Regions from separate parts of the Homo sapiens genome. Here all the other regions are linked to region 2. A link is an interaction called in ENCODE POLR2A ChIA-PET data of the cell type or tissue named here. Cell type or tissue: OCI-LY7. All regions are shown on one strand. Links, peaks and the distances in the headings refer to the core of each region. The heading gives the core; the rest is flanking DNA. Region 1 has its middle 23 kb from the start of BIRC3. Region 2 overlaps LOC124902740 (a long non-coding RNA gene). Region 3 holds the start of DCUN1D5 (defective in cullin neddylation 1 domain containing 5).

The links. ChIA-PET counts read pairs that join two places held together with the same protein. Peaks named below come from ENCODE experiments on the same cell type or tissue, not always from the same donor. Only the 100,000 strongest peaks of a DNase experiment are listed, where the experiment ranks them.
Region 1: POLR2A ChIA-PET joins it to region 2 with 5 read pairs; 5 of 35 experiments call an interaction of 5 or more read pairs at or near these places.
Region 3: POLR2A ChIA-PET joins it to region 2 with 6 read pairs; 1 of 35 experiments calls an interaction of 5 or more read pairs at or near these places.

Annotation. Positions count from the first base shown.
Region 1 is chr11:102,289,147-102,300,277 of GRCh38, forward strand. It overlaps the pseudogene RPS6P17. Among named protein-coding and RNA genes, the nearest start is that of BIRC3, 23 kb to the right of the region's middle. In OCI-LY7, for the core only: a CTCF peak has its summit at 5,045 (motif pointing right); a DNase peak (open chromatin) is centred at 5,055; H3K4me3 peaks cover 583 bases.
Region 2 is chr11:102,474,271-102,481,988 of GRCh38, forward strand. All of the region lies in intron 1 of LOC124902740 (a long non-coding RNA gene), which reads left to right. All of the region lies in intron 1 of LOC102723838 (a long non-coding RNA gene), which reads left to right. Among named protein-coding and RNA genes, the nearest start is that of TMEM123-DT, 25 kb to the left of the region's middle. RefSeq lists a silencer at 2,631-2,680. In OCI-LY7, for the core only: no CTCF peak of the experiment used is centred there; DNase peaks (open chromatin) are centred at 251, 551 and 2,731; H3K4me3 peaks cover 2,152 bases; H3K27ac peaks cover 3,292 bases.
Region 3 is chr11:103,087,587-103,098,717 of GRCh38, forward strand. DCUN1D5 (defective in cullin neddylation 1 domain containing 5) reads right to left here and starts at 4,574. Exons shown (of 8, transcript NM_032299.4): 1 at 4,201-4,574; 2 at 1,641-1,732. The coding sequence starts at 4,286. RefSeq lists enhancers at 3,694-4,311, 4,312-4,929, 4,859-4,908, 4,979-5,028 and a silencer at 3,874-4,168. In OCI-LY7, for the core only: no CTCF peak of the experiment used is centred there; DNase peaks (open chromatin) are centred at 4,005 and 4,635; H3K4me3 peaks cover 2,935 bases; H3K27ac peaks cover 668 bases.

The DNA of each region.
Region 1 (11,131 bases), core at 2,966-7,965, 180 kb before region 2:
TAGACATGCAATCAGATAAAGTACAATCAAGTACATTAAATGCTTAGTAGTCTAATGAAAATAAATAGCAGCGTCCTTTATCAGACTGAAATGAAATATTGTTCTGCAATACAGACCACTGCAACTCTGAGTTTTCATCTACAATATAAGAATGATAAACTCTACCTCCCAGGCTAGTATGAAAACTCAAGAGTGAGTGTGGATATATAAACAAAATTTCCTCAGTACAGCTCTTGGCCTACAACAGGTGTTCAATAAGTACTGTTCCCTTCTCCTTCTCTATAATAAAGGTATAAACAAAATTTTGTGGGAACACAGAGGAGGAAGGTTGTAAGAGTTTCCTGAAAACTCTGCAATCTGAAGCACAGAAAAAGAAGAAAGTTGTAGGCAGGGGGCAAAGTAAATAGAGAGATGCATCAGCTGGGTCCTCCGGGAAGCAGATCTGAGACAGAGTTAGTGCAAGAGGCTTAGTGGGAAGTAATGCCACGAAAAATGAAAGAGACTGGAGAGGCGGTGTTGGGTGGAAAAGCTCAGACAACGTTGCAGATCTGAGTCTCCACCCACCCAACAGAGAGCTCTGGAGCAATAGTGCCTGTTAGAGGAGTCCTGCATTTTGCAGAAATATCCAGGCCCTGGTTCCCCTCCAGGAAGAACATGACCTTAGCTAAAAAGTGGCAGATTCTGGAGGTAGTAACAGCAGAGGCTGCCAGCTCACTGCATTCTTGGCAGTTGAGCAGCAAAATTTTTTCTTGAAAAGAGATCTGAGGGGCACACCTCTGTGTCTGCCACAGTATTTTGTTCTACCTCCTTCTAAGACTTACAGAGTGCCAGTATGTCCAGATGCTGTGCCAGGCACTTTTTTCATTTATTCTTGCAACAGCTCTTTCAGATGGATAAGATCCCCACGTTTCAGATAGGCAAAGTGTGTTTCAGTCCATGCTCTTCCCCAGTGGCCTGCTTAAAACAACGTCAGTGGTGGTGGTTGTCTGAACCAGCAGAAGTTACTCCAGGGAGTGAACCTAACACAAGATTTGGATGCAGGGAGACACAAGCTGAAGGTAAACTGGAACTGACAGGTTCTAGTCAAAATAGTAGTGACCCTGATGGTTCAATACTCTTGAAAGAGAACTTTCAAAGATAATAATACATGGTTCAATTACCTATGGTGTAATTGGGATCACGTATTTCCCTTACTTGGAATTTTCCATGGCTTTCCATTTGTCTTAGTCACATCAGGCTGCTCTAACAAATTGCCATAGGCTCAGTGGCTTAAACAACAAACACCTGTTTCTCACAGCTTTGCAGGCCAGGAAGTCCAAGATGGAGGCACTGGCAGGTGTGGAACTTGGTGAGGGCCAGCTTCCTGGTTTACAGATATCTATCTGATTTGTATCCTCACATGGCAGAAAGCAGGGAGAGAGGAAGCAAACTCTCTCCTGTATTTTCTTATAAGGCCACTAATTCCCATTCATGAGGGCTCTACCCTCAAGACCTAATCACCTCCCAAAGGCCCCACCTCCTGATACCATCACAGTGGTGGTTAGGCCTTCAACATATGAATTTTGGGGAGCATAACTTTCCTCTATAACACCATCAGACTCAGAATAAAGTGCCTTATCATGGCCTTCAAGGCTCTGCTTGTCCTGGCCTTGCCTGAGCCTCTAACCCAGTGCTTCTCTTGCCCCCCGGGGGACATTTGGCAATGTCTGGGGCCTTTTTTGGTAGTCACAGCTTGGGATGGAGCAAAGGAAGGTGTTACTGGCATCTAGCGATACAGGCCAGGGATGCTGCTTAACATCCTACAATGCACGGGACAGCCCTCGACAAATAATCGTCCAGCCCAAAATATCAGCAGTGCCAAGGCTGAGAAGCCCAGCTCCCTCCCCTCCTATTGCTTCTCTCTCCTTATTCACTCCACTCCAGCCGCTAGCTCAGTGCAGGCCTCGACACATGTTCCCACTCTCTGGAAGCTGGCTTGTCTTCCCACCGCACCTCTCATGTTCAGGTCTCAGCTCAGATGCAACTTCCCCAGACAGGAGGCTGGCAATCTGTTCAAGGCATGTTCCTCCCAACCTCTCCTGTTATCTTCGCTCCCATCCCCCTGATATCTTTCTCCATGACACTCACCATGATTCACAAATCCAGATTTATTTGAACTTTGCCGTGCTTCTTTCTTGCTATACTATGAACTCCACACACTATATGTCCATCCATTAGTAGGTGCTAAGCATATTCTATGTGCTGAAAACATACTTGAGTGAATTAATAACATTTTCCAGAAAATGCCTTGGTTTGGGGAAGCTAAATTCCAGATGCATTTAGAGGGAAATTTCATTGCAGTTTAGTTACAGTGTGGCACTTATCATTTATTTTATTACTGATTATCCAAATTTTTGGCCATCAGCATGTTTTCAGAGACTGTCTTATAATATTTGCTTTGCCGTGGAGAACACCTCATTATTGCGATGGCCTTTCTTGCCCACCTGCCCACCCACCTCCTGCACTCCCCCTGGCTACCCTGGCAGTGCTCCTGTTCCTCACGAGCACTAGGCTCAGTCCCCTCCAGGGCTCCACACTTGCTGTTCTCTCTGCCCCTAGACCTTCCCACATGGCTCACTTATTTCAGATCTCAGCTCAAATATGAAATCTTCCTGGTTTACAGAAAGCCCAGATGGGCTTTCCTGAGCATCTCTCTAGAATCATCACTGCTGTCTCCTTCCTATCCCACTGTCTTTTCTTTTGGAGCATATCCACTATCCACTTGTGCACTGTCTCCCCAACTACAATGTCTGCTTACCAAGGACAGGACTTTGCCTGTCTTGTTCATGGCATCCGCAGCCCCTAGAATAGGGCCTCTGGTAAAGACTGTTGAGTGAAGAGTTCCAGAACACAGAGAAAGGTACACAGCAGCAGTAATAAGGATGAGCAACCTCTGTGCAGCAACAACTGTCCACCCTCTAAAAAGCTGCTTTCAGAAAGGAAGGGGCAGATTGTCCAATTTTCTCCAGTAAATGCTGCTACCATCTTCTCTGCTAGGAAGGGCTTTTTTAAAATTTTAATTTAACTTAATTTAATTTAATTTAATTTAATTTAATTTAATTTAATTTGAGATGGAGTCTCGCAGTGTCGCCCAGGCTGGAGCGCAGTGGCACGATCTCAGCTCACTGTAACCTCCGTCTCCTGGGTTTAAGCGATTCTCCTGCCTCAGTCTCCCAAGTAGCTGGGATTACAGGTGCCCACCACACCTGGCTAATTTTTGTATTTTGAGTAGAGACGGGGTTTCGTCATGTTGGCCAGGCTGGTCTTAAACTCCTGACCTCAGGTGATCCACCTGCCTCGGCCTCCCAAAGTGCTGGGATTACAGGTGTGAGCCACCACGCCTGGCCAGGAAGGGCTTATTTTGAGCCCAACCTGGATGAATTTCTCATGTGTCCTGTGGTATCTCACTGCCTCCTCAGCACACCACCTTGTTATTCTTACAGAAGGTGTGGTGCCAACAGCAGTGAGTGAGGCTACCCAAGCTTCCGGTGGGGAGGAATATTCTGGAAACAGAAGGACACAGATAGAAGGAGTTACAACTGATCTTATACTCTTGGTCATAACTCTATTATAATCTTAGGTCTAAGTCTCAGAACTATGAAACACTCTTAGGACATTCTTAATGTCCTTAGAAACTAAGAAAAACTTAGGAAGACTTGTCATATAAGGGAAGAGCCAAATGAATGATGTTCACAGTTCTGAATCATGTCAAACAGATAATCTTCATAGTGGCGTTTTAAATTTTCTCACCATAAGATGAGGACAGAGATCCGCTGTACCGTTCAGTGCAGGCTATGCAATTGGAAAAAATAGGAGGATAATTCTTCTTCAGTACTTTCTAGTCTTAATAGGGCCGCATTTTCTTTTGTTACTAAATGTACAATGTCACATCTTCTATTCTTGTTGCCAGATGAATGTGATCTAGCACAATACTATCCTGTTAGCATTTCTATGTAAATATGAGTCAGTGGTATTATGCTGAGCTGGAAGTTAAATAAAAAGTAATTAACCACAGGCCGGGCACGATGGCTCAAGCCTGTAATCCCAGCACTTTGGGAGGACACAGTGTCTCATGCCTGTAATCCCAGCACTTTGGGAGGCCAAGGTGGGCGGATCACCTGAGTTCAGGAGTTTGAGACCAGTGGCCAACATGGCGAAACCCCGTCTCTACTAAAAACACAAACATTAACTGGGCATGGTGGGCACCTGTAATCCCAGTTACTTGGGAGGCTGAGGCAGGAGAATTGCTTGAACCCAGGAGGCGGATGTTGCAGTGAGCAGAGATCGGCCACTGAACTCCAGCCTGGGTGACAGAGTGAGACTCCGTATCCAAAAAAACAAAAAGAAGTAATTAACCACAAAGACAATTACAGTTTACGTAGGTGTTTACAAGTCTGAGACGGTGGGAAAAGTTGACCTTTTTTAAAAAAAACACCTAACATTCCCTGAAATATCTTGACCTTTTAGAGCTGAACTACAATACATGGTTTCACACTTAAGATGAAATTATGCTCATATTAACATCAAAATATCTGGTTTGTTTTTTGGACTTTCCTAGTCTTTGCAGTCATATTAACAAAACGAAAGAAAAGTAAAAAGTAAAAGTAAAAATACCACGAAGCTATAGATTACTTTTTTTTTGTATTCTTTAATTTTATTTTTTTAAATTTTACTTCAAGTTCCAGGATACATATGCAGAATGTGCAGGTTTGTTACATAGGTATACATGTGCCATGGTGGTTTGCTGCACCTGTCATCTAGGTTTTAAGCCCCGCATGCATTAGGTATTTGTCCTAATGCTCTCCCTCCCCTTGACCTCCACCCTCCGACAGGCCCTGGTGTATGATGTTCCCCTCCCTGTGTCCATGTGTTCTCATTTTTCAGCTCCCACTTATGAGTGAGAACATGCGGTGTTTGGTTTTCTGTTCCTGTTTGGATTTTTTACTTTAACACAACACGTACAAATCTAGGCTTCACTGTCAGATTTTGCTTTCTCACCACTAGAAGGTGCTAACAACACCATTACATGTTTCCAGTGTGACAAACTGTAAGAAGCCCAGCGAGCTCATGGGGAAATATATTCATCTGTTTATTTTTGGCAAATTTACTGAGAGTAGTTTGATTTGAAACAATAACATATAGCAATCTGTTTCCTCTCTAATGGGAAGGCACCTAATTATCCATTTTGTTATTAATATTCAATCTAGAAAAGTGATAAAAAGAATGCATAAAAAATACAATTATCTCTAGATTCAAGTATACAAAATAAACTGATGCATTCTCTTGGATTTAGTGACAATGCTTCTCGAAATTTGTACCAAGATAAAATATCAGAGGGGTGAACAAAAAATGAATGGATAAGATGTTCATCTCAACATTGTTTAAAGTACTATATAATGGCTATGTTACATAACTTCATACAGTGGAACACTGCGGCCATAAAAATGATGGTGAAGATTGTGTTTATTGCCATGGAAAGCTATCCATGCAATATTATTGTTGTTATTATTTTAAATAGAGATGTGATCTTGCTGTGTTGCCCAGGCTGGAGCACACTGGTGTGATCATAGCTAACTACAGCGTTTAACTCCTGGACTCAAGCAATCCTCCCACCTCAGCCTCCCGAGTAGCTGGGACTACAGCATGCTCCACCATGCCCTGATAATTATAAAAATTTTTCAGTGATAGGGTCTCACTATATTGCCTAGGCTGGTCTCAAACTCCTGGGCTCAAGCAATCCTCCCGCCTCAGCCTCCTGAGTAGCTGAGACTATAGGCATGTGCTACCATGTCCAGCTGATGCAATATTATTAAGTTAAAAATGCAGGCTACAGCTCTTTTTCATGGTGGCTCGAAGGCGATCAGCTGCTTCAAGATGAAGCTGAACATCTTCCTGGCCACTGCCTGCCAGAAACTCATTGAAGTGGACAATGAACACAAACTTCATACTTTTTATGAGAAGTGTATGGCCACAGAAGTTGCTGCTGATGCTCTGGGTAAAGAATGGAAGGGTTATGTGGTCTGAATCAACAGTGGGAACGACAAACAAGGTTTCCCTATGAATCAGGGTGTCTTGACCCATGGCCATGTCCACCTGCTGCTGAATAAAAGGCATGCCTGTTACAGACCAAGAAGAACTGGAAAAAGAAAGCAAAAATCTGCACGTGGTTGCATTGTGGATGCCAATCTGAGCATTCTCAACTTGGTTATTGTAAAAAAAGGAGAGAAGGATATTCCTGGACTGACTGATACTATGGTGCCTTGTCATCTCGGGCCCAAAAGAGCTAGCAGAATCTGCAAACTTTTCAGTCTCTCTGAAGATGATGATGTCCACCAGTGTGTTGTAAGAAAGGCTTTAAACAAAGAAGGTAAGAAACCTAGGACCAAAGCACCCACGACTAAGTATCTTGTTACTCCACATGTTCTGCAGCACGAATGGTGGCATATTGCTCTGAAGAAACAGAGAATTAAGGAAAATAAGGAAGTAGCTGCAGAATATGCTAAACTTTTGGCCAAGAGAATGAAGGAGGCTAAAGAGAAGCATCAAGAACAGATTGCCAAGAGACGCAGACTGTCCTCTCTGTGAGTTTCTACTTCCAAGTCTGAATCTAGTCAAAAATAAGATTTTTTGAGTAACAAATAAATAAGACAGACTAAAAAAAATGCAGGTTACGAATTGTCATTTAATATCTCATTTAAATAAAGATATGATAAAGAAAAGCACGGAACATATTCACTGAAATGATGATTGTCTCTAGACAGTGTGATTATTTGTGATCCTTATTATCTGGTTGTGTGACCCTGAAAAAAAAACTTAGCCCCTCCGTACCTCTCAGTTTCATCATCAGCAAAATGGTGGCAATAATATTTCCTACCTCATGGCTAATATGAGGAATTTAACATATTTACATATGTAAAGCATTTAGAAGAGCACTGAACACATCACACATACTAAAAAACTATTAGCTATCATACTCATTATCCTAATTGTCCATATTTTCTAATTTTATGATGGTGTATGTGTTATTTTTATAACCAGTAAAGACAATAAACTACTTTTTTCAAAAAGATAGCTCTCACAGAGGAGGAGGGAAATAAATTCATTCCTATCTATAAGAATAGTGGCCGGGTGCGGTGGCTCACGCCTGTAATCCCAGCACTTTGGGAGGCCAAGGCAGATGGATCACCTGAGGTCAGGAGTTCAAGAGCAGCCTGGCCAACATGGCGAAACCCCATCTCTACTAAAAATACAAAAAGTAGCCGGGCGTGGTGGCATGCGAATGTAATCCCAGCTACTTGGGAGGCTGAGGCAGGAGAATTGCTTGAACCTGGGAGATGGAGGTTGCAGTGAGTGAGATCACGTCACTGCACTCCAGCCTGGGCAACAAGAGCATAACTCTGTCTCCAAAAAAAAAAAAAAAAGAAAAAGAAAAAAGAATAGTAAGTCACTTAATTCCCATTTACCCAAAAAGTTAAAATAGTCAGATGCTTTTTAAAAAATTATTATTATACTTTATTATAGGTATATGTGTGCCATGTTGGTTTGCTGCACCCATCAACTCGTCATTTACATTAGGTATTTCTCCTAATGCTATTCCTCCCCCACCCCCCAGTCCCCCGACAGGCCCTGGTGTGTGATGTTCCCTGACCTGTGTCCAAGTATTCTCATTGTTCAATTCCCATCTACAAGTGAGAACATGTGGTGTTTGGTTTTCTGTCTTTGTGATAGTTTGCTGAGAATGATGGTTTCCAGCTTCATCCATGTCCCTGCAAAGGACAGAAACTCATCCTTTTTTATGGCTGCATAGTATTCCACGATGTATATGTGCCACATTTTCTTAATCCAGTCTATCATTGTTGGACATTTGGGTTGGTTCCAATTCTTTGCTATTGTGAATAGCGCCGCAATAAACATACATATACATGTGTCTTTATAGTAGCATGATTTATAATCCTTTCAGTATATACCTAGTAATGGGATCACTGGTCCAAATGGTATTCTAGTTCTAGATCCTTGAGGAATCACCACACTGTCTTCCACAATGGTTGAACTAATTTACACTCCCAACAGTGTAAAAGCGTTCCTATTTCTCCACATCCTCTCCAGCATCTGTTGTTTCCTGACTTTTTAATGATTGCCATTCTAACTGGTATGAGATGGTATCTCACTGTGGTTTTGATTTGCATTTCTCTGATGACCAGTGATGGTGAGCATTTTTTCATGTGTCTGTTGGCTGCATAAATATCTTCTTTTGAGAAGTGTCTGTTCATATCCTTTGCCCACTTTTTGATGGGGTTGTTTGTTTTTTTCTTGTAAATTTGTTTGGGTTCTTTGTAGATTCTGGATATTAGCCCTTTGTCAGATGAATAGATTGCAAAAATTTTCTCCCATTCTGTAGGTTGCCTGTTCACTCTGATGGTTTCTTTTGCTATGCAGAAGCTCTTTAGTTTAATTAGATCCCATTTGTCTATTTTGGCTTTTGTTGCCATTGCTTTTGGTGTTTTAGTCATGAAGTCCTTGCCCATGCCTATGTCCTGAATGGTATTGCCTCGGTTTTCTTCTAGGGTTTTTATGGTTTTAGGTCTAACATTTAAGTCTTTAATCCATCTTGAATTGATTTTTGTATAAGGTGTAAGGAAGGGATCCAGTTTCAGCTTTCTACTTATGGCTAGCCAGTTTTCCCAACACCACTTATTAAATAGGGAATCCTTTCCCCATTTCTTGTTTTTGTCAGGTTTGTCAAAGATCAGATGGTTGTAGATGTGTGGTATTATTTCTGAGGACTCTGTTCTGTTCCATTGGTCTATATCTCTGTTTTAGTACCAGTACCATTCTGTTTTGGTTACTGTAGCCTAGTAGTATAGTTTGAAGTCAGGTAGCATGAGGCCTCCAGCTTTGTTCTTTGGCTTAGGATTGTCTTGGCAATGCGGGCTCTTTTTTGGTTCCATATGAACTTGAAAGTAGTTTTTTCCAATTCTGTGAAGAAAGTCATTGGTAGCTTGATGGGGATGGCATTAAATCTATAAATTACCTTGGGGAGCATGGCCATTTTCATGATATTGATTCTTTCTGTCCATGAGCATGGAATGTTCTTCCATTTGTTTGTATCCTCTTTTATTTCATTGAGCAGTGGTTTGTAGTTCTCCTTGAAGAGGTCCTTCACATGCCTTGTAAGTTGGATTCCTAGGTATTTTATTCACTTTGAAGCAATTGTGAATGGGACTTCACTCATGATTTGGCTCTCTGTCTGTTACTGGTGTATAGGAATGCTTGTGATTTTTGCACATTGATTTTGTGTCCTGAGACTTTGCTGAAGTTGCTTATCAGCTTAAGGAGATTTGGGGCTGAGACGATGGGGTTTTCAAAATATACAGTCATGTCATCTGCAAACAGGGACAATTTGACTTCCTCTTTTCCTAATTGAATACCCTTTATTTCTTTCTCTTGCCTGATTGCCCTGGCCAGAACTTTCAACACTATGTTGAATAGGAGCGGTGAGAGAGGGCATCCCTGTCTTGTGCCAGTTTTCAAAGGGAATGCTGCCAGTTTTTGCCCGTTCAGTATGATATTGGCTGTGGGTTTGTCATAAATAGCTCTTATTATTTTGAGATACGTTCCATCAATACCTAGTTTATTGAGAGTGTTTAGCATGAAGGGCTGTTGAATTTTGTCGAAGGCCTTTTCTGCATCTATTCAGATAATCGTGGTTTTTGTCATTGGTTCTGTTTATATGATGGATTATGTTTATTGATTTGCATGTGTTGAACCAGTCTTGCATCCCAGGGATGAAGCTATCTTGATCGTGGTGGATGAGCTTTTTGATGTGCTGCTGGATTCAGTTTGCCAGTATTTTATTGAGGATTTTTGGATCAATGATCATCAGGGATATTGGTCTACAATTCTCTTTTTTTGTTGTATCTCTGCCTGGCTTTGGTATTAGGATGATGCTGGCCTCATAAAATGAGTTAGGGAGGATTGCCTCTTTTTCTATTGATTGGAATGGTTTCAGAAGGAGTGCTACCAGCTCCTCTTTGTACCTCTGGTAGAATTCGGCTGTGAATCCGTCTGGTCCTGGATTTTTTTGGTTGGTAGGCTATTAATTATTGCCTCAATTTCAGAGCCTGATATTGGTCTATTCAGGGATTCCAGTTCTTCCTGGTTTAGTCTTGGGAGGGTGTATTATCCATTTCTTCTAGATTTTCTAGTTTATTCGTGTAGAAGTGTTTATAGTATTCTCTGATGGTAGTTTGTATTTCTGTGGGATCGGTGGTGATATCCCCTTTATCATTTTTTATTGCATCTATTTGATTCTTCTCTCTTTTCTTCTTTATTAGTCTTGCTAGTGGTCTATCAATTTTGTTGATATTTTCAAAAAACCAGCTCCTGGATTCATTGATTTTTTTGAAGGTTTTTTTGTGTCTCTATCTCCTTCAGTTCTGCTCTGATCTTAGTTATTTCTTGCCTTCTGCTAGCTTTTGAATGTGTTTTCTCTTCCTTCTCTAGTTCTTTTAACTGTGATGTTAGGGTGTCAATTTTAGATCTTTCCTGCTTTCTCTTGTGGGCATTTAGTGCTATAAATTTCCCTCTACACACTGCTTTAAATGTGTCCCAGAGATTCTGGTATGTTGTGTCTTTGTTCTCTTTGGTTTCAAAGAACATCTTTATTTCTGCCTTCATTTTGTTATGTACCCAGTAGTCATTCAGGAGCAGGTTGTTCAGTTTCCATGTAGTTTGAGTGGTTTTGAGTGAGTTTCTTAATCCTGAGTTCTAGTTTGATTGCACTGTGGTCTGAGAGACAGTTTATAATTTCTGTTCTTTTACATTTGCTGAGGAGTGCTTTACTTCCAACTGCGCAGTCAGTTTTCAATAAGTGTGATGTGGTGCTGAGAAGAATGTATATTCTGTTGATCTGGGGTGGAGAGTCCTGTTGATGTCTATTAGGTCTGCCTGGTGCAGAGCTGAGTTCACTTCCTGGATATCCTTGTTAACTTTCTGTCTCATGGAGCTTTCTAATGTTGACAGTGGGGTGTTAAAGTCTCCCATTATTATTGTGTGGGGAGTCTAAGTCTCTTTGTAGGTCTCTAAGGATTTG
Region 2 (7,718 bases), core at 1-5,000:
AAGGGAGTAGAGGCAATTTTATGACTGGGTATTTTAACAAATCTTATTGAAGGGGGCAGGAATAAACTGAGTCTAAAACTTTAATTGGCAGAGGCAAGATCCTCTCATATTAGCTAGGATGGGGGATATTTTGGTTATTTTTGTGGTTTGGACATGTTTGTTTTTCTGTTCAGACATCGTGATGGAGTGCTCTTGTTTTTGTCATGATCACAGAGTGCTCTGGTCTGACGTTAATGTTCAGTGAAACTGTTTATGTTCCACACCAAGGCCTAAATATGAGTGCCAGGCCAGCTTTCAGTTGTCAGGGGCTGCTTTTTCCTTTCTTATCTCTATGGGGTGATATAGTTCCTGTAAGGGTAAAAACTTTGGAAGGATAAAGGAACAAAATGTGGTGGATTGCTATAGAGGACTAGCATTGATCCTCAAACTTTGACATGCATCAGAATCTCCTGGCAGACCTATGAAAATATGGGGGCTGCCCCCTCCGCCAGAGTTTCTGATTCAGTAGGTCTAATGTGAGACTTGAAAATTTGCATTTCTAACCAGTCCTCAGGTGTTGTCTATGCTACCAGACCACACTTTGAAAACCACTGAAGTAGATGGAAGTATCAAAAGTGAGGATGATTACAGTGTAAGAAAACTGACCCAATAGGGTTATCTGCAATTCTCAAGATAAAAATCTAGAGTGGGCCAGCTGCAGTGGCTCATGCCTGTAATCCTAACACACTGGGAGGCCGAAGCGGGTGGATCATCTGAGGTCAGGAGTTCGAGACCAGCCTGGCCAACATGGTGAAACCCTATCCCTACTAAAACCACAAAAATTAGCCGGGCATGGTGGCGCATGCCTGTAATCCCAGCTACTCGGGAGGCTGAGGCAGGAGAATTGCTTGAACCCAGGAGGCGGAGGTTGCAGTGAGCCGAGATTGCACCACTGCACTCCAGCCTGGGCCACAAGAGTGAGACTCCATCTCAAAAAAAAAAAAAAAAATCTAGAGTGGTCTCTATGTGACTCTCTAATGCAATTCTAACACTGTATGATTGTGCATTTTCCTATTTTAAATTACCAGTCTTTCAGAGGGAAGAGTATATAAGAAGATTCTTCCCAAAATAATTTGTGCAAATTGTTGACAGCCGAAGTTTGTAATGCACATAAAAGTAAAACTTTTATGTGTTTATTGTTCATTTTCCAGGAAGTTCTCAATTACAAATAGGCAGATTTATTTTAGGGAAACAGATTAGTAAAACCAGTTTTTCACTAGATTATTTACAAATTGTCTCACTATACGTTATACATATTACATGCAAAGGAGGCCTTATGATCCTTTTTTAACTATTCTCTCATCAATATTAAGATAGAATTCTTTAAAAGGAATGTAACTGCTCACCCTTTTGAAGTGTTTAAATGTCTTCACTAAAAATTTGACATTTTCTACTTGATTTGGTTTACTTTTTCCTGAAAAAAGTGAACACAGTGAAAGGAAGTGATAAATAGGGATGCAAATGGGTTATCCTTTCTTGTTCTAAAAAATTAGTCTTAAGTTTATTTTTCTCTCTATAGGAGATAAAAGATGTATGACATGGACCACTTATGGTTTAAGCTGAATTGCCTCTGTCTTATAATTTTTACTGAGATTCAGTTTATGTTTGACCTAAAAAATTTAAGTATCATACAAAGAGTTTATATAAGAACTTAATATAATTTTCTATAGCTCTTTTAACAAGTTGTAAACTATTTTATTAACCCTTTCTTTAAAAGGCTACCAAGAAGCTGATAATTCATGAGAAACAGATAAAATGACTATAAATTATTCCTCTCAAATAGGACATTTGGCCCTCTTTCTAAAATAATTTCATCATCTCTTTAGAGAGAATAAATAGTCTTTGGCAGGGAGCTAGATCTTGCAGATCTAACAGGGGGTTTTCCGTGTTGCATCAGAATAAGAATTCAAATAGAATAAGATAATTAACTTGAAATTCCAGGCTTGGGTCCACTCCTGACTATCTACTGGACCAGGAGCCTGTCTTGTGCCTTGCTCTGATGAGTAATTAACTTCAGTTTCTTCATTTGTGAAGTAAAGGGCTTAGACTAGATCATCTTTAGGGATTCCCTGAGCTCTGAAATGTTTACACTGTTAGAATAGGCCTAAGGCTATCAGTTTCAATTATGTTGTACTCATCTGTTTCACAGCTCTTCTTGAATATTTTGTTCAATATCAGAAGGATGTTGAGAACAGGGCATGTAAGGAGATGGTGAAAGGTCTAGGAACATGTTAGTAAGAATTGGAGGAACGGAGCTTGGAAAAGTGGTTCAGGGTGGGAGAAGTATGAGATCTTTTTCTCTGAAAAATATGGAATCTCTCATGTGAAGAAGGCAAACATGTATTCCAAGAACAATGGGTGAAACTTGCAAGGAGACAATTTCAGTTCCTATATACCCCTTTATCTCCAACTTCCAGTCCCTGATCCTCCAGAAGATCTTTTGATCTCTGGGCCACTGGCTTAAACTCTCCTCCAAATCCAGTCCCACCTCCTCCACAAATTTTTATGTAAGTTCTAAAACTCCAGCTTCCCTAGAAAATCCTTTAAACATCAACTGCCTGCTTTATCTTTCCTTTCCTTGCAAAATTTTCAGAGAGCACTCCAGCCTGATCTCTAGGCTCAGAGTATACAGGTCACTTGTGTCAATGCTGACAGCCAGAAAATAAACCTGGCACAGGCCCTGGTACGTGCAGCTAGTCTTGCTTTGCTGTACCTTACAACTCCTCCTACTTCCTGGTGTTCTGTAATCAGACTCCTCAGCCACAGACCTTCCTATACAATGCCTCCTGTGAATATATCCTGGATCCCTACTGCAAAGAATTCATGTCCCTTGGACAGAAACAGATCTTCTAAATTACAAAGCCCTTTTGTCTCCACTTTTGAAAGAGCCTATCAAATTTAGAGAGGAGTTAGAAAGATTAGTGGCCATTTATAACCCCATTCATAGGAACCTCCACTGGCTACTAAGGGGTGTTCTTTACACCCATGATTATACTGTGGTTATCAGACATTCCAGAAAGCCCCCAAATGAATGTCTTACCTCTAGAGGGAATAAGTGGCCAGAACTTCTCCCAGGTCCTCCTACAATTGACCAGGAAATGGCTGAGTTATGGGGCCTGATAGGGACAATATTAGAGGCCTTTTCCTCTAAGGTGAAGTGGTCTAGGGTTGAATTATGTACTCAGAAGAAAGGGGAACATCTTAAGGCCTATATGGAATGATTTATACAAACTTTTGAAAGGTTCACTGCATTAAATTCTGAAGCCCTAGGACATGAACAATTTTTAAATTCTGCCTTGGTTAGAAATCACCCTGATACAAAGAGGCAAATCCAAAATAGTGTCATTGGCTGGACAGGTCATTCTCTGAATGTTATTATAGAAGGAGCTATGCAATTCTTTAAAAATAACTTGCAGGAAAATAAGAGGAAAAACGGATTAAAGTCAATAGTACTTGCTTTGAAAATTGATTCTTTACAAAAACAAAATCATAACTCCAGGGAAAACTCAAAACCCACTCACCTTTCTCCCCAACCACAGAGCTTTGTCTTCAGATGTTTGCAGATATTGTAAAAAACAAGGGCATTGGAAAAACAGCTGTCCTAGACTTATGAGAAAGGAAAGCTTAAATAACAATCTCCCTAGACCCCAGCACCTTCACAAGGTCAGCTTTCTCTCTTCTGTGGGACAATACCCCATCGATTGATGGGGTCAGCTAATTTTCAGTCACCCCCTAGATCCCACTATTAAACTTACAGTAGAGGATTGGGAACTGAAATTCTCTTTCTTTTTTTATAAGAGACAAACTCTAGCTATGTTGCACAGACTGGACTCCTGGGCTCAAGCAATCCTCCTGTCTCAGCCTCAGACTATAGACATGGGCCACAGGGCCAGCTGGGAACTGTAATACTTAATTGCCACTGGTGCAACTGTCCCTACCATCTGCTCAGAGGATCTCTCTCCCTGTCACCTCTGCTTCTATTCAAGCTATTGGAGTTTCTGGGCAACGTATTTCATTGCCCATGTATCAGGCCACTGCAATACCCTTAGGCCTTCTTAACACCCATCATGTAACTCTAATAGATTCATTGCCCAATGTATACAGCAAATCAATATGCGGAGACACATATTGGGGGCAGCAGAGAAAGAGGTTTAATTGTAGGGCCACCAAACGAGGAGATGAGAGGAAACCTCAAATCCACCTCCCTGAGGATTTTGGGGTTAGGGTTTTTAAGGATTTTGGAGTAGGCCAAAGTGTGGAGATTGTTGATTGGTTGAAGGGTACAGGGTAAACTAATGACATGGGAGTTGAAGAAGCTGTATTTTCATGCTGATCCCATTCCTCTATGCTGGAATTCAGGGTATGAAACAAAACGTATGATTCTTATGTCAGAGATCCTGTCTGTAGGAATAATGGGGATGCAAATCAACTCTTAAACAGTCTTACAACCCTAATGTCAGCAATCCTATCCAGAGGAACAATGTGGTTACATCTGCAGATGCTCAGATTCTAGTGCTATGTGCCTTTCAGCAACAAGGAAGTGGGCCAAAGTGCAGCCTGATTAATGCTGAATTATAATTGTATTTCTCTAGAAACCAATATGCAATGCTTGTCAACCCTGTGGGAGTGTTTTCAGTCAAGGTTTTCTAGTTTCTGAGTCCTCACCAACAAACCTGTTAGGTGGAGATGTGTTATACAATGTAAAGAGAGAAGCATTTTTATTTCCCTGGCCTTAGACTTCCTCCTTTCCCTAATGGAAATTCATCTTGATTTTAAATCCTCTGAAGAGGAAGCAACCTTTAAAGATGTCTCAACTCATCTCCCAGCCTCACATGCCAATGAGATTGAATTGCTACTGTGTGTGGAGCCTGTAGTTATTGCCTGGAAAAGAATAAATCTTTCCTGATAGTAGCTCAGTATGCCCTCTCACAAAATGCAGAGCAAGAAATTAAACCTGAGAAAGAAAGAAAAAAAAAAAACCCTTTTTATCTAAGGAATGCAAACTCCTTTAAATTATCAGGCCCAGAGAGGTATTTATAATATAACAGCAGTCAGGTTTCATTCGCCCTTGAGCTAAAGAATTACCTCTTGAAGCTATATGTGCTATATGAGCTATAGACTAACTGATGCCATACAGCCATAAGATGTCATATACCCTATAGTTTAACAACGTATAGACAATCACTAACCAATGTGTTTCTGTAAATCAGTGAGAATTCTTGATGAACGTATTTTGTAATCACTCCCTCTCCTGATTCGTCCTTTTTCTTTAAAAACTTGAGCCTTTCCTTTGTTCTCCCAAAGGCTTGCCAAGGCAACCTGGAATCAGGCTGCAATCCTCAGCCTTGGCACAGAAAAACTCTTTAATTTTGCCTCAGCTTCTTCCTTTTAGGTCAACAAACTTATAATAGACTGTCTTTTACAGAGGGTGTTCTTGTCTTTATTTCCTTCCTTACTCTGTAATACCTTAATCTTGCCAGTAAAGAAATAAGGAACATTTGATTCAGACAGGAATAAAATCTATTGATTTGTACAAGATCTAAGAGCCCATAAACTCCTTTGTGATTTTTCACCACCCCTTAGTCCCTAATCCAGCTGACATTTCTACTTCAATTTCTGCTGATACAGCCTGATTTACAATGATTGACATCTGCTCAATTTTCTGTTCAATTCCATTGCGCCCTGACTCAAAATTTCTCTTTACATTCACATTTAGAGGGAGAAAATGAACATGAACTCATATAGGTCAGGGATACCATGAGTCCTTTTCAGTGTTTTCCCGAGTCCTTAAAGTCAGCTTAGACTCTGTGTCCTTTACCCAAGGCTCTACTCTTGTTCATTATTCCGATATGATCTTTTAGTTTGTTACTGAACTAAGCAACCCACTCTTCCAGACTCCCTCATTTTCCTAAAGGCACTAGCTCAACAGAGGCCATAAAGCCTTCCAACCTAAACTTCAGTGGGTGCAAATAACTGTTACTTATGTAGGATTGAATTGCTAGGTTGTCATATCTCAGAGCACTCAAAAGCTCGCCCCAAAATGCCTAGAGTCAGTTTTGTGCATTCCCCTCCCAAAAAAACATCTATGTAAATTTCTAGGAGCAGCTAGTTATTGCCACCAATATATTCCTAATTTTGTTGCCTTTGCTAAGCTCCTTTATACCCTCCTCCCAGATATTAATTCTGAGCCCATTTTCTTGGCCTGCAGATCCATAAATCTCCTCCGGAGCCTTAAAATTAACATCCACATCCCCTGCTCTCAGCTAACCTGATTTTGACAGACCTTTTCGCCCATCTCACCATGACACAATGGGATTGCTGCAGATATTTGGAACAATTTTTTTGCCTCTCTGATACACCCTGTAGCATATTTCTCATGTCAATTGGACCCCCATGCCGATGTGCAGTAGCCACAGCTACCACCCTAATAATTGACAAAGCCAGCATATTCTGATATTACACTCCTTCATTCATCCATATGTTCCCCATGCTGCCTGTTCTCTTACAAGTTCATAAGATACAGCACCTTTCTCCAGATGGCAGGCCACCTATGCACAGGCCCTGTTTACCAGCTCCTCCATCATGTTGCATTGTTGTAACACTTTAAATCCAGCTGCTCTACTGCCCCTGCCTGATGATGGAGAGCCTCACTCCATTCAATATGTTTGCCTTGCAGCTATAGAAAAGGTCTCAAAGCCACAAGAAGACCTCCTAGATACTCCTTTAGACAATCCAGACTTATTTCTATTTTGTAATGGCTTCTGTGGATGACATTTCCAGGAAACATAACTGTGAAGCCATAGTTTTCCCTTGTGAAACACTTCAGGCATCCTCTTTGTCCACTGTAAAGTCAGCCCAAGCTGCCGAATGTATAGATCTTGCTAGAGCTGGTGTAATGGCAAAAGGAAAAATTGCCACTATTTACCCTGACTCCAGATATGCTTTGGGTGTCTGCCACACTATTGGCAATCTGGAAGTCCAGCAGATTCTTAACTTCTGCTGATAATCCTATTTCCAATTAGCATATAATTGCTGCTCTATTACAGGCTGTTCACCTCCCTATTCAAATTGCTATTGCTCATTGTTCAGCTCACCCTAAGGAGACTGATAGTATATCTCTAGGGAACGAGAGGGTGGAGAAGGCCACTAAGAATGCAGCCCCAAAGAACCCTCCTATTCTTTTCCACCCTTTATTAACCTGCCTTTATTGCTTACTGGTGTTATTGATTACCAGAGAATGGGCACAGTGCGACAAACAAACAAACAAACAAACAAAAAACCCACAAATGAATACAAAAGAATGTCAGATAATTATCAGGTGTATTATACATGGGGCCAATGGAGTTCCTGTGGCCCCCCTTTTTTTAACTTCTTGGCTTGAAGCACTTATCTCCCTTCAGATGGGACATATGTACAGACAGAGGATAGTTAAGGAATGAAAAGATAATTGGTTTTGCCTTGGTATTTACAAAATTTCTAACTGAATTATTCTCAGTGCACTTCTAATAAATCCCATCAGATTTTTGGAGGAGACCAACGTGCCTCAGCAAGTCCTCTAAGACATTAGGCTTTAGGCTCTTCTTACTGTTTGATTGTTGTCTGTATGTTTAGTGGATGGATTGAACGCTATCTGACTAGATGTGCTGACACCATGACAGTGGTAAAGAAATTAATAACAG
Region 3 (11,131 bases), core at 2,676-7,675, 620 kb after region 2:
CTGCAGTGAGCCATGATCACAGCACTGCGCTCCAGCGTGGGCGACACAGTGAGACCCTGTCTCAAAAAATAAAGTCGTAGTGGGAGGTGGTGATAATACTACCTACTTAATAGAACAGTCACAAGAAAAAATAATATACCTGGGACAATTCCTGGAATAATGCAATTATTATGTTGGCTATTAAAAATGCTAATATAGTAAACAAATGTTTAATTAGAATCTTACACTACCTAGGAAAGTTCCTAGTTGAGGCAAATATTTTCTATTTCTATTGTATCTAGTAACCTTTATAAGTGAAATAAGATGGGTGACCTTTTGATTATATATCATTCATACCAGTAAAACTGGCATTTGGGATAATGGGTCAACATTTTAAATGGAGGTCAGTAAGAAATGAATTCCCTTCATTTAAATTGGGTTAGTGGTTGTCTTGGGATGCCAGTAATAGCATTTATTTCTGGTCTAGAAAGAATCTGTTCTGTTACTAAACAATTTTAAAATTGTACTTTGGGATCACTCAGCTGATTCCAACAGTAAAGTTACTGCCCCCCTTTCAAAATAGTCTCACATTCCATACAATTAGCCTAAACTTATACCTCAAGTTCAAAGTATACTACTTTAGACCTTAATGTGGATGAGCACTAAATATAAGGCAATAGCTACATATACACTTCCATTTTAAACAAACATTTTGAGAATGATAGTGATTAAAAGAAGGAGAAAAAAAAGTGAAGCAGGTTAAAAAAAAGGAAAAGGAAAAGAAAAAAGCTTTAAAATCAATAACTCCAAAAAAACAAAACTATTCTAAGGGGAAAAAAATTCCATATATATTTATGAGATAGTATAAGTGTTCTTTTGCATATATTTGCTTAACTCTTCAGCCCCATCTCTGGCTGGCTTTGACTTTCGCCTCTAAAACACAACCCCATCCTGGGCCTAGGGCTCTTCATCCACCAGTTACAAGATTTAGCTGAGGTTAAGTTAGCTCCTCTAGAAAACTCCCATGACACTTTAAAAGCTGGGTTATATATCCCTCCTATGAACTCTCACAGTGTATCTTCTGAATATAGTATTTATCACACTGTATTAATATCAGTCTATTTATTTTCTTACTATTGCATCTCTAGTAGAAGTGGATGGCTAAATGATAATTGTTAAAAAGTAAATGTGTTGTACAATTATAACTGAGGGGTTTAAATCTTTTACTATGTCTCCCCAAAAGTTTCAGAAAATGTTAGTTCAGAAAAATTTCAAAAAGAGAATATTGAATAGAAATGTTTTATTATGTACTTTGTGTTTTCCACAATATCAAATACAAAAATGTTTTATTGTGTACCTTTTATTTTCCAGAATACTACTTTAGCCAATAGATGTAAATAAATGAATCTTTGTTTACACGTTTTATTAATAGTAAATGAGTTCTTCCCTCCCAGTAAATATATACCGAATATATATTTAAAGAAATATCAGCCTAAATTGGCAACAAATTTTTAGTCTACCCACAATCTTCAGTCCTGACCCTCATCCCAGTACACAGCACTAACACATAGCAGGCCTGTAACAGATAATTTGTTAAATGAATAAGGCAAATAAACTTTTTAAAGCATATGACTAGTATCTTCTTATATTAATTTCATTACCTGCATATTCATAAAACCAAGCCAGGCACTTCTTGCTTGAAAAATGTTCCTCTCCACTTATTAGTCTAGCAGGGGGTTGGGATCTGCAATAGCTTAGAAAACACACAGACGCCTAAGATTTTTATCACATCTCAACTCTTAGAGAAAAACTAAGTTCAAAATTAACAACTTCCATTCACATTAAACAAAGGTTTTTTTTTTCTTCGGTTGGCATTGTTGGAAAAAAACTGAAGTTGTTAAGTAATTGCAACTTGAAACAGTAGTCTATACATAAGAATTATCGGCTAACAAAACCCAAATACCTTTTCACTCAGTATCAAAATCCAAAAATATCAGTAAGTTATTTCCGCACATTTTAAAAGACTACAAAGAAGTTCAACCTAGTAGGTGGGAAAGTATAAATATTTATTATGATTCTATTGATTTGCATAGAAATTCTATTTGTGTGTAATAGATAAATATTTGAAAACAAACTCTTACAAAGTATATTTTGATACTTAATGAATCAATATTTCAAAATAAAATGTTATATTAAGAGTTGTTTTATCACCTAAGCTTAAATAGATTTTTAAAGATAAATGATGACTTAGGACCTAAGGGTATATTAAATTACACAGATTTAAAAAAAACAACAAAAAAACACTAAAAGTTAATAATAGTCCAAATAATTGGGACAAGGCTATTTAATCCTAGGTTCTGTTCATTCTATTTCATTTTTTTCATAAAATCATTTTCATTGTTTTTCATAAAATAACTAAAATTTGGTAAGTTCAAAATGGCCTCTAGAATTTAATGGCCTTCAGAGAAACTTTTTTCAAGGAACTCAAATAATTACCCTACCACAATGATATAGAAATGATAGAACTTCTGTAACTGAGTAAAGTAAGAGTATCATATTTAAAAATTTAAATTGATAGAGCAAAGTATCACCTGAGTTCTAATAATACTGCCTGCTCAGCTATCTTAATGTACTTAACTTAAATAATTTTAATACATTATATACTTAAGATGGCCATGATATAGTACAAAAATGAATAATAATTTGCCTGTATCTTATAAAAATGTGAGCTACTAAAGTAACCATGTCAAATTCTAATGTTGACAAACAAGAGGTGTATGTATCATCGTTCACATTAATAGCCTAATACTCCATAGACTCCTTTACCAAAACACAGTAATGAGGGAAAAAAGTCGACCAATTACAAAAAAGAAGATGCAGACTATGTAAGTCATCTACCTCACAGTTTAAGCAGATCTCTCTTTAAGGAGAGCTCTATCATTATTTCCTTCTTATAATCCTGGCTACAGTCTCCTTTCAATAGTAGCATCTGAAGTTGTCATATCAAGTGCCAACCATTGATGAAAAGGCAGCTAATATGGTTATTTTTTAAAAAAGCATTTCTCAGTCGGGCGAGGTGGCTCACTCCTGTAATCCCAGCACTTTGGGAGGCCGAGGCGGGCGGATCGCGAGGTCAGGAGTTCAAGACCAGCCTAGTCAACATAGTGAAACCCCGTCTCTACTAAAAATACAAAAAATTAGCAGGGCGTGGTGGCGGGCGCCTATAATCCCAGCTACTCAGGAGGCTGAGGCAGGAGAATCGCTTGAACCCGGGAGGCGGAGGTTGCAGTAAGCGGAGATCGCGCCACTGCACTCCAGCCTGGACAACAGTGGAAGACTCCGTCTCAGAAAAACAAAACAAAACAAAAAAACAAAAAAACCATTTCTCAAACCAAAATTGCAGTTTTTTTGTAGCATAAATTTTGCTGTGATGCCTCCATGATATGCTACAAGGGGATCAAAGAGCTACTACTATATAGTTCTGCCTTGTCTTCTTTCTTACCAGTAGGACAGAGTACAAGAGCTCACAAATTATTTAATTTATGCTGAGAGCTAACAGCGTCCTGAATGCTAGAAGACAAAAAGCATGCAGGGCCTTTCCAACTCTGCACACAGGGACTTGGCATAGGTGAGGCACTATACTTCCAGAAAATGGGGCTCCTGCAATTTAAAAGGCCTCCTGCTGGGACCTTCCGGGTTAGGCCACTCCAAATACTAAATATGGAGGCCAATTATAGCATACAAGTTTTCCTTTCTACCATTCCCAAGACAGTTGTCAAGATTCCTTATGTTCTGCTTTCTTCACACTCTACAAAGAAATTCTAGAAGTGACCCTTCTGCGGATATGTACTCACTTCTAAGTCTAGAAAAAGGCAGAGGAGCGATACGGGAGTAGGGGATCGAGGGTCGGTTGTGGGGTGGGGGTGGGGGTGGGGGGAAGCGCAATTTACATATGCATCTGTTCCCCACCCTGCAGGGCACGTAGACTCTTAACGTGGGCGGCTCTTCTAGTCTCTCCATAAACGCCAGCGTGCACACACTCGAACACGAGGTCGGGTCGGGCGCGGAGACTCGCGGTGTTCGGCACCTACAGCCTAGCTCGATCAAAGGGGCCTCACCTGTCTCCAGCCCCAGCCCGGCAGGCCGGGCCCGACTCCTTTTCCTCCAGTTGTCCAGCAAAGGAGGGAGGAGGGAAGCTTGAAGGGTGGGGGGAGATGGTACCTGGAGATTTTACACTTTTTGAGGCCTCCGTCTTCCGCTACTGCTGCTGCCACCCCAGGGGATTTTCTCTTCTTCTTCACCGGCATCTTCCGCCCTCCCCGGCAGGGTGGGCAGGGGAGCCGGGGAAGGGGGTCCCTGTCCGCTGGAAGCCCCTCAGCGCTGGCACCCAGTTCCCAGAGACAGCAGCAAGCGGAGGAGCAGAGTCGCCAGCCCGCACCGGCGCGGCCCAGCCCGGCCGCCGCCCGCTCCCAGGTATCCTCGTCGTCTTTCTCTGACCGGGACAGGGCTGGCTCCTCGCCGGTGGACACTGCGGTTCGTTCTCACCGGGAGGAGATAACGCGGACAGCGCGGCAGCTCCACCAGTCACAGCAAGCAAGAGGCTCAGCCTAACCCGGAGGCGAATCGCTGAGGCCCGGAAGTGACGCAATCGCGGAGCCGGTCCCGGGAAGGGGCGTGGTTCCGGTTAGCCTCTGCCACTCGTAGGTAGGCCAGGCAGAGCGAAGCTGTCTGACCCGTCGACTGCGGCAGTCCGCGGAATTCTTGTATCCTGTCCAGGGTATCCTGACCTTTCTCATGAAGCTTCTACCGCGCTCTGATGCTGGCAGTCACCGCCAAAAAGTGAAACTACTAATACTTTGCAGTTGACGTTAAAAACAACCTGGTAAAGTAGACCAAGTTCCACTTCTGAGCTCTTCCACACGATAACCTCACCTGAAGTGTTCCCACCCCGTAAATGCATTGTCACCCTGTGTCTTGCGTGTTTTTTTTATGGGCCTGTGATCAGCCACCCACTCCCCCTTCTCCCTACCTTTGCATATCACTTTGTCCTGTATTGAAACTTAGCTCTGCCATTATTTCCACAGAGCTCACCTCTCCGATAAGAGACAGTAGGTGACTGCGACTCAGTAGAGAGAAATTTGGGGGACAGTTCTAAGGAACCTCCCCCTAGACCCAAAACACACTGTAATCTATTCATCTCCACTTAGGTGGAAATACTGTTTTTAAATAATGGTTATTGTATGTAAAGACATAGTAGAAAGTCGTTAGTAATTCTGTTGGTAAAATAATCTCTGCAAACCAACTGTGATGGGAGAAGACTAAAAGTCTTTGAGTAATAGTTGAAGTGGTTCCTGTGAAACTACCCTCACAATGGCACCCTAATCTGGTCAATCCGAATATCATATTTCCTTAGTGTTATTAATTGGTTCAGGATGGACACATACTCAGGCCAGGCCAATGAGTGCCAATGACACAAAATTGAACCACCAGAAAGCAATTTTATTTCCTATGGATTTGAACCAGAGAAGGTATGGAGAATGAAGCCAAAACTCAGAAGAGACTAGTATCAAGCAGAAAAATAGAAAAACCAGGATGTGATTATATGATATGAGCCCAAAATCCATGATATGCCCTGGAATTTTCACTTATGTGAAGCAACAAATTTCACTATTTTGCATATTTAGTTCAATTCTCTGTTACTTAAAACCAAAAGAATGTCAAAGTATATGATCCTTCAACCCATTTAAAAATGCCTGAGGCCAAAATCAAAACAGAATCAGATAAAGTCTCTAAATAGAACTACCATCTACAAAAAGTACAGGACAGAGGAACATGTTAAATACCCAATGCAATCAGCAATATCTAGACGTCAGAAAAGTCTACAGGACAATGACCCAAATTCTGCAACAAATTATTAGGACGAGAGGAGAGAGAAGGAAATTAAAAGACTTAAAGGATATGTCAATCATTTTCAGTATGCAGTTCTTATTTGAATTTGACTCACACAAACAGTTTAAACAATATGATAACATCTCTGTGGCAATTGGAGATGTTAATGCTGGCTGGATATTTGATGAAATTCTAGAACATGTAAAACTTACTTATAGCAATGGCATATCAGTGACACTTGGGGACAGGGATGGAGTAAGCCGGGGAAGACTGACTGCAAAGAAACACAAGGGAACTTTTTGGGTAATGAACATATTCTATGTCTTGATTGAAGTAATAGTATATATACTTGTCAAAATTCATTGAATTGTACACTTAAAAATTGATATTTTTATGCATATTCTTCCTAAATAAAATTTATATAAAATGTGCAAAACAAAACACAAAATAAATGATAATGACAAAACTATTAGAGATAGCCAAACTTATTTCTTCAACTGGTGAGCTGCAAAAGCTAAACAGCCCCTTTTCCCAAGGAGGACCAAAGAAATGGAATAAAACCTAAAGGATAGAAAGAAAGATCTCAGAGGATGATGTTAAAGGGGTGTCCTTCCACAGAGTAGAATCAGGGCCTGATCAAAGAGTAGGGAATTTCATAATGCCTGTCTTGCAGGCTACCAGCATTGCTATAGACCAAAGACCACTGCACATCTCATCTTCTGTTCTTTTTTAAATAGGAATTTTTTTATTGTGATAATTGTGTCCCTTCTTCACCATTATTTATTGGGCGAGAGTGGGAAGTAGATTATTGCTTCTTAGTTCATAGGCCATTGGACCATAAGGAATCACTTTCGAACTAAGGAAGACCCCACTATACCTGGAAATCCTGGACATTGAGCTGAATGCAGTAACTGGATAGGAGCTTACTCACACCCATAGAATACTCTGAGAAAAAGACAAAAGGCTGGATCTATGTGTGGTATTCATTTAGTCTATCTATTCAAAAAATATTTAATCATCACTTCAACCAGGAGCTTTACTGGGCTTAAGAATATAAAAGGCAGACATGACTCCTGCAATCATGGAGCTGCCAGTCTGGAGGGAGAAATACAGTCATGCACCACGTAATGACATTTTGGTCAAGATGTGCATATGCGATGATAGTCCCTTAAGATTATAATACTGTATTTTTACTGTGCCTTTTCTATGTTGAGGTATGTTGAGATACACAAATACAATTGTGTTAAAATTGCCTACAGTATTCAGTACAGTACCATGCTGTACAGGTTTGTAGCCTAGGATCTATAGGCTGTACCGTATAGCCTAGATGTGTAGTAAGCTATATCATCCAGGTTTGTATAAGTACACTCTGTGATGTTCACACAATGATGAAACTGCCTAATGACACATTTCTCAGAATGTATTCCTGTCAATAAGCAATATATGACTCTATGTATGCTATCTGCATTTAAGAGAATTATATGAATAGGAATTAGGGTTCATAATCTATGCTTGTCAATGATATTAAAGGGATGGCAATTTCTGGGTCATGTAGACCATTCTCATCCATCTACCTCTTCATTCTCTTGTCTGGTCAGTACCTACTGCTACTGCCAAAACTCCATTCCCAAAAGTTGGCTCTTCATCATCCCAATTACTCTCACAAAGGGGCATATTGATAGCCTTGCTACCTATGAGAAGTATAGAAATGCCTAGTTATGTGGCTTTAATATTTTCCGCTGCTCACCAATGCATACATAGTACATGATTTTGCATCAAAAAGATGCCTCTAATACAGAAACAAACTATGACAGAGTACTGTGGCTCTCTGGCGTGCAGTAGAATTTTTTAAATGAAGGTAATGACAAGGAAGGGAGGGATGAAGTAGTTACCTCAAGCAGAAGCCTGTGTGTTCTGGTTTCAGATCCAAAGAAGACACTCAAGTGACTTTAGGAAAGGCAGATAATTTCCTTTATCTTTCATCTTATCCTACTATTATACAGAAGGATGTAGGAAAAAAACAACAATAATAATACTTATGCTGAATAGGGAAGTAATTAAGCAAGAAGACTGAGACCCAGTTCTATTATCTATTTGGCATCTTGGTCACATATACATCCCTTAGCTTTTGGGAGTTATAAAACAAAGCCATGAAAAACATCTTTTAAAATAGTTATATCTCTGTCAAGGTATCCAAAAATAGTACTCTAAGATGTGTTAATTTATATATTCCGTACATAGTTTAGTTTTTCTTAACACCTCTTTAAAATAGGACTTTCCTACTTGGGAGAATAACAAGCAACACAGACATTAAGTGATTTATGGGATGCCGCGTTATTGTGGTCCTGGATCTGTGCAGATGCTCTCCCTTCCATATATTAATGTTGATTTTTAAAACAGCATTGTAGTTAAAAATTTTCTGAAATGTTTTCATGCACATAAATCTACAGAAAGATAACTCTAAGAGAATAGTAGAAATGGGATGTCAAGACAGGATTTTTTGTTTTGGCATTTCAGTATAGCCTACAAGAACTCCTTGTGTTTTAGAGAGGCCCAGAGGTGCAGAACTGTGTAACACATGACACTTACCCCCTACACCCTAAAGCGGTGTGCCAGACCACATCAATTTTAGCTTGGCTGTGACTGTGGTTCACTCTGGGATCTAGACTGAGGGAACAGTCACTACCTAGAACACTGCTTGTCATCATGACAGAGAGAAAGAACAACATGGTAAATCCCATGCTGCCTCTTGAGGATTCTGCCCCGAAGTGACACATTAATCCTGTTCAAGTCATATGGCTACACCTGAGGTCACGAGGGCAGGAATGTATGATCCCCCTGCAGAGAGAAACATCAAGTAAAGGTAAATACAGCCTACTACAGTAAGAGACTGGACTGAAATTTTGTTCAAAGCATAGGGAAAAATGAGTTCACAGTGCAGTTTTAAAGAGGCAGTAGGAAAAAGCATAAGATTGGTTTCAGCTTATACCTCACCGTGGCAGTTTATATTCTTCAAAGGTGGTCACAGCAATATCTCTCATCCCACATATTCTAGAAACTTACCATTTCCTATCAAAAAGTGAAGTCTAGTTGAAAAAAAAAATCAATATTGGTTCATTCATTGTGGGAAATGTACCATACCAATGTAAGACATTAGTAATAGGGGAAACTGGGTGTGGGATATATGAGCAGTTTCTGTAGTATCATTGCAATTTTTCCACAAAATTAAAACTCTTCTAAAATAAATTATTAAAAAGTCACAGTGAATGGGAAAAAATAAAATTTAGAAAATAGTAAAGTACAGGAAGAAAGAGTAATGATTCAAAGGAGCTGCCTAGGTTGGATGCTTTTGGAAAGGTAAGAATCGAAAAAATTCTGGATGTGGGATCATAGGTAGAAAGCAATGTCTTGTATATCAGCTGGCCAAGGACAGAGCAATTTCAACTTGAAACCTAACCAGGAAGACTAAGAACAAGTGCTCAGGTGGGAAATTGTATTAAGCAGTACACCTGATTTGCTTTCCCATATGTGAATATGTACCCCAAATGAAGAAAAGTAGTTCAGGCCAGGTGCCGTGGCTCATGCCTGTAATCCCAGGACTTTGGGAGGCCGAGGTGAGTGGATCACTTGAGGCAAGGAGTTCGAGACCAGTCTGGCCAACATGGACAAAACTCTGTTCCTACTAAAGATACAAAAATTAGCCGGGCGTGGTGGCGCATGCCTGTAATCTCAGCTCTGCGGAGGCTGAGGCAGGAGAATCTCTTGAACCTGGGAGGTGGAGGTTGCAGTGAGCCAAGATCATGGCACTGCACTCCAGCCTAGGTGACAAAGCAAGACTCTGTCTTAAAAAAAAGTAGTTCACAGAACCAAAATTACTGGCAGAGGTTGTATTGTTTTGATGACTTGCTGAAGAGAACTCTCTTTTTGTTTGGATGAGATGGTAGAGAAGACCAAAATTGAATGGAGACAGCTTGCACTGGGTATGTTCTTAAGTGTAGTTTCCTAATTTTGGTATTTGCTGAATAGGCATTTATCACACTATACACTTCCAAGACTTAACATTGGAAAGTGGCATAGTGTAAAGGGTTTGTTAAAATAAGAACCACCATTAGACTGATGAATTTCCTTTTTAACTTTGCAAACTTGATAAAACATTTAACCATGTTGTGACTCAGTTTTGTTCTTTGTAAGATAAAATAATAATACTTGCCTTGTCTGACATCACAGCATTGTGGTGTTGAAAAAAATGAGAAAATAAATGTTAAATAAATGTTTTGATAACAATGTTATCAAAATTGCTAAAGGGTACAAAACCACGTATCAGTTGAGGTCTTTAGAGTACATTAAACAAAAATCAAATTCTATATTTAGCAAGAGGATATATTTTGAAGCATTTTACAGAATCAAAGGAAGGCGTTGCAATGAAGGAGATACGTAAAAGGAGTGAGTTGTCTTGGTTTTTATCCTCACCCAAATTCTGATAATGGAGCTTTCTTATCTATATCACTACCACCTTTTTGATGACTTCATCTTTAGTTGCAGGGATATTAACAATAACCATGTTTTCAGCCATTGAAAATAGGGTCATCTACACTGGGCAGTTTGAATGGGATTCAGCAAATTCTTGGGCCATGGCTATGCATGACTTCTTTGGAAAATCCATAGGTAACATGTGAGCAGTTATGGAAAGCCACTGGTGAGGACCACTCAGCACAGAGAAGATCAGTTCACATGATTGCAGCAGAGGCAGTTATTCTTAGAAAGGCAGTTAATGGTCTGCAAAGAGTCGGACATTTATTTGGCACCCACCTTGCTCTCGTCTCTGACAGTGATAGTGTTGGTGTCTCTTGATGCTGATGCTGCTCCTCATTATGTGTTCCTCAGAGGCCTATTCCCTCATCTCTAGTTTCACAACAAAGACCTCTTCCAAGTTCAAGCCCTATCCAACTTTTGAACTCTATTTCTAGCCAAGATGACCTTCAATTGTTATGGCATAGCATCTGTGATCTTCCTCTTTCAGGGCCTGAACTTGTAATTTGCAAAAGCCTTCTTGTTTATAAAGAAAACATAGCTTATGAGAATCAACAGTTTTGGTTTAAATAGCATTTTTTAAAATATTGTGGTATTTCAAGAGTATGTTTTTAAAGTAAATAGTAAGCCAACTATATTTCTTTCCATTTCTGATTTACAGTTTATAATTTTCTTTTAGATAATGACACTGACTATAATGATCATGAGCAAGAATATAGAGAAAACAAAAATA